Regions from separate parts of the Homo sapiens genome. Here region 2 is linked to region 1. A link is a loop called in an ENCODE intact Hi-C map of the cell type or tissue named here. Cell type or tissue: breast epithelium. All regions are shown on one strand.

Region 1 (2,500 bases):
GGACACAGATACCCCCAGCTCATTTGGGCAGCGCAAATGCAGAGAAGGGGCATTAGAGCTGAGGCCATGCAGGATGAATAGGAGTATGAAGCAGAGTAGAGGGGGCTGTTTTCTGGTGTAAAAAACAACTTGGGCAAAGGCGTGGAGGCTGGAAAGTAACCTCCAGGGATGAACGACATGGGGTTGGAGACTCTGAGGAGACTTTGGAAGAGCCCTGTATGTATTCTGAGGCACTGGGGAGCCATGGGAGGTGTTTGAGCTGGAGAGGGACCTCATATCTGGGGTTGGAAAGATCCTCCCAGGACTGCCATGGGGAATGGAATGGAGGGGCAACTCTGAGTCTCCAGGAAGGAAGCCACAGGCAAGGGCAGTGCAGTGTGTCAGAGGCATAAAGGAAGACTCCATCCCCCTCCAGTGAGTCTCCTCTGTGCCTGTTTATTACATCATCCTGTGGTATTAAGTGAGCACCTACTGTGTGCCAAGCCTGGCCTTTGCCCCCAGGGAACTCACAGCCTTGTGGACAGTAACAGAGGAATAAATGCTCCTGAGAGTGGGCGGAGAACGCAGGGTAAGGAGCTAGCGATGGCCCAGAGTGGGCACCTTTATTTGTTTAGAGAAAGTGAAACTGTAGCCGGGCGCGGTGGCTCACGCCTGTAATCCCAGCACTTTGGGAGGCCGAGGCGGACGGATCACGAGGTCAGGAGATGGAGACCATCCTGGCTAACACGGAGAAACCCCGTCTCTACTAAAAATACAAAAAATTAGCCGGGCGTGGTGGCGGGCGCCTGTAGTCCCAGCTACTCGGGAGGCTGAGGCAGGAGAATGGCGTGAACCCGGGAGGCGGAGCTTGCAGTAAGCCGAGATCGTCTCAAAAAAAAAAAAAAAAAAAAAAGAAAAAGAAAGTGGAACTGGAACAGTATGGCAGAGGGAACAGCCTACACAAATGCTTGGGGGCGCGAAAGAAGTTGGTGTGTCACGGAGGAACAGGGAGGGAGGCAGGGTGGGCGCAGAGGGATTGAGGGGAGGTGGCAGGGAACCGCGGGGACTGTTTTAGGGAAGGTGAGTCCAGACCCCGCTGAGATGAGCTGGGTGTCTAAGGTCCCAGGGAGCCTTCCCTTCCCGTGACACCACCAAGCAATTCTCCACCAGGGACAGGGGCATTCACATGCCCAAAATCACTGGCCATCTTCAGCACAAGGGGGTGCTCCAGAGCCAGGAATGCCTCTGGTCCCGGCATTGGCCTCTCATGGAGACAATGACAGAACCCACGCGGAAGAGCGCCCTGGCTGCTGGGGAAGGCAGAACACAGAGAGACATTGATCAGCGGGGTTGTCCACACCTGGAAGTGGCGTGGGGGCCCTGGCTTCAGAGAGCTGCTGCCCAACACAGGAGGCGCTGGCCAGCCCCCAGCCCTGGAGGGGCAGCTGCATTCCTGGGAAGCCCTTGACCCACATCCCCAGCACGGGAGGGGAGGCTCTGGAGTGGGGCATTGCTCTCTCTGCTGCGCTCCTGGACTCTGCAGGAAGAGGGTGTCTTGGCTATCATGGAGACGCTGACCTCAGCCCCAGCCCTGCCTCCTGGGCAGGCCTGGACCAGGTGTGTTCGCCCTGGGTTGGGGTCAGTCCCACAGCAGCGCCAGGGCCTGGCCCATCGAGGACTCGGTGGCCTCGGCCAGGTATTCGCAACACAGCCAGTCCTCGAGGCTGGGAGCTTCCCCACCTGCGGCCCGCTCTGCTAGGCGCAGGACCAGCAGCCCGCGGCGCACCCGCAGCCAGGGCCCGAGCGCTCGGAGCCAGGGACCAAGCGGTGCTCCGCGGCCGCGCAGCTCAGGCCCGGGCCCCCAGAGCAGCGCCTGCAGCGCGCCCCGCGTCCGGGACGCCGAGGGCCGCAAGCGGGTCAGCTGTGCTGCCAGGAGCTCCAGGCCCGCGGCCAAAGGCGTGGTCGAGGGCGCAGCAAGGCTGAGCAGCGCTCGGAGGAGGCTGCCCAGCTGCGGCGCGTGGGGGCCCGGGGATCCCGGGGGTCCAGGGGGCTGCAGACAGACGCGGCCAAAGTCAGTGAGGAGCAGGCGTGGGGGCCCCGTCGTCGCACAGCCCCGAGGTGCCACCAGCAGCAAGTTCTCCGGCCGCAACTCGACTAGGGCCGCGCCCCACGCCTCCAGGAACTTCAGGGCCGCGCTCAGCTGCAGCAGCAGCAGGGCCACAGCCCACACGAACTCCTCCGGCGGCTGCGTGCAGGCCTCCGCCAGCCACTGCGCCACCGTGCGCTCTGGAACCTCGGCTGCCAGCGCCACTGCGCCTCTCCAGGGCGCCCCGGGCAGTGTGCCTTCAGGCACCAGGCCACACAGCCCCTGCAGATTGAAGTGTGGAGACAGGGAGGCCTGCAGCTCCAGGCCCCACGGGTGGGGCACGTCCGCCCCGGGCTTGGGCACCTGCAAGGCAGAGGGGGTGTCGGGGCCTGGATCACTGGGCCCCCCACAAGCACCGCCTGCCCCAGTGCTACC
Region 2 (2,500 bases), 380 kb before region 1:
GTTTCAAGTGATTCTCCTGCCTCAGCCTCCCAAGTCTCTGGGATTACAGGCCCCTGCCACCATAACCAGCTAATTTTTTTTGTATTTTTAGTAGAGATGGGGTTTCACCATGTTCATCAGGCTGGTCTCGAACTGCTGACCTCGTGATCCACCCATCTCAGCCTCCCAAAGTGCTGGGATTGCAGGCATGAGCCACTGCTCCTGGCCAATGGTTACTCTTATGTGTCACCTTGACTGGGCTACCATATATATAGCTGGCACAACATCATTTCTGAGTATTTCTGTAAGAATGTTTCCGAAGAGATTAACATTTGAATCAGTGGAGTGGCTATACCCAGTTAATTTTCAATTTTTTTGTAGAGATGAGGTCATGCTATGTTGCCCAGGCTGGTCTCCAACTCTTGGCCTCAAGCAATCCTCCCACCTCAGTCTTCTAAAGTGCTGGGATTACAGACATGAGCCACCATGCCCGGCTAATTTTTGTATTTTTTTTTTTTTTTGAGACGAAGTTTCGCTCTTGTTGCCCAGGCTGGAGCACAATGGTGCGATCTCAGCTCACTGCAACCTCCACCTCCCGGGTACAAGCAATCCTCCTGCCTCAGCCTCCCGCGTACCTTGGATTACAGGTGACTGCCACCACCCCTGGCTAATTTTTGTATATTTAGTAGAGACGGGGTTTCATCATGTTGACCAGTCTGGTCTTGAACTTCTGACCTCAAGTGATCCACCCACCTCAGCCTCCCAAAGTGCTGGGATTACAGGCGTGAGCCACCGCGCCCAGCCACATATGCTATTTGTTTCGGGAATCCTCTCATGCAAAGCAAGGGGCCCCAGGAGCTGACCTGCCGTCTCCATGCTCAGTCCCCTCTTGACGGACATGTAGGGTGTTTCTGGCTTTGGCTGCAACAATAATGGCACATGAGACGTTTCACACTGATGGATAGGACCCTGCAGGGAGGATTCCTGGAAGAGGAGGTCCCATGAGAAGGTCCATGCTGCTGTGTTCAGAAAGCAATCCTGGGTCTCCCCCTGAGAAAACCCCCCACAGAGGGACCGAGATAGATGATGTGGGAGAACAAGGTACTGGGTGACTTTTTTTTTTTTTTTTTTTGAGTAGGAGTCTCACTCTGTCATCCAGGCTGGAGTGCAGTGATGTAATCTTAGTTTACTGCAAACTCCGCCTCCCGAGTCCAAGCAATTCTCCTGCCTCAGCCTCCCGAGTAGCTGGGATTACAGGTGCCCGCCACCACGCCCAGCTAATTTTTGTATTTTTAATAGAGACAGGGTTTCACCATGTTGGCCAGGATGGTCTCGAACTCCGACCTTGTGATCCACCCGCCTCGGCCTCCCAAAGTGCTAGGATTACAGGCGTGAGCCACCGCGCCCAGCCATAATTTTTGTATTTTTAGTAGAGACAGGGTTTCACCATGTTGGGCAGGCTGGTCTAGAACTCCTGACCTCCAGTGATGTGGCTCTCTTGGCCTCCCAAAGTGCTGAGATGACAGGCGTGAGCCACAGCACCTGGCCTAAAACTAGATTTCTCTTTTTTTTTTTTTTTTTGAGACAGAGTCTCGCTCTGTCGCCCAGGCTGGAGTGCAGTGGCACGAGCTCGGCTCACAGCAAGCTCTGCCTCCCAGGCTAAAACTAGATTTCTAAATAAGCTTTGTGATTAAATACTAATATTTATACTTTTCAGCATATACTTACAAGAATGGGACTGGGCGCGGTGGCTCATACCTGTACTTCCAGCACTTTGAGAGGCCGAGGCGGGCAGATCACGAGGTCAAGAGTTCGAGACCATCCTGGTCAAGATCGTAAAACCCCATCTCTACTAAAAATACAAAAACTAGCTGGGCGTGGTGGTGCGCACCTGTAGACCCAGCTGCTCAGGAGGCTGAGGCAGGATAATCGCCTGAACCCGGGAGGCGGAGGTTGCAGTGAGCCGAGATTGTGCCAATGCACTCTAGCCTGGGCGACAGAACGAGACTCCGTCTCAAAAAAATAATGGAAAACAGGGATTTCCATAGATATTTGCACACCTATGTCAGTAGTACCTTGATTCCCAACAGCCACAAGGTAGCAACAGTCCCAGTGGCTATGGACAGATGACTGGGTGAACACAGCATGGCCTATACACACGCTGGAATAGGAGGCAGCCATGAAAAGGAGCGAGGCCGGGCATGGTGGCTCACACTTGTAATCCCAGCACTTTGGGAGACCGAGGCAGGTGGATCACGAGGTCAGGAGATTGAGACCATCCTGGCTAACACGGTGAAACCCCATCTCTACCAAAAATACAAAAAATTAGCCAGGCGTGGTGGCGGGCGCCTGTAGTCCCACCTACTGGGGAGGCTGAGGCAGGAGAATGGTGTGAACCCGGGAGGCGGAGCTTGCAGTGAACCGATATCGCGCCACCACACTCCAGCCTGGGAGACAGAGCGAGACTCCGTCTCAAAAAAAAATATATAATATAATATAAAAAAAGAAAAAAGAAAAAAAG

What was found. Peaks named below come from ENCODE experiments on the same cell type or tissue, not always from the same donor. Only the 100,000 strongest peaks of a DNase experiment are listed, where the experiment ranks them.
Region 2: it touches region 1 in a loop (8-fold over the local background); 1 of 110 quality-filtered maps calls a loop at or near these places.

What each region holds. Positions count from the first base shown.
Region 1 is chr19:2,274,062-2,276,561 of GRCh38, forward strand. PEAK3 (PEAK family member 3) reads right to left here. Exons shown (of 4, transcript NM_198532.3): 4 at 570-2,428. The coding sequence ends at 1,619. Among named protein-coding and RNA genes, the nearest start is that of OAZ1, 5.8 kb to the left of the region's middle. RefSeq lists enhancers at 46-185, 990-1,924. In breast epithelium, a CTCF peak has its summit at 1,224 (motif pointing right); a DNase peak (open chromatin) is centred at 1,200; H3K4me3 peaks cover 1,299 bases; H3K27ac peaks cover 1,232 bases.
Region 2 is chr19:1,891,383-1,893,882 of GRCh38, forward strand. No RefSeq gene overlaps it. Among named protein-coding and RNA genes, the nearest start is that of ABHD17A, 7.1 kb to the left of the region's middle. In breast epithelium, no CTCF peak of the experiment used is centred here; no DNase peak of the experiment used is centred here.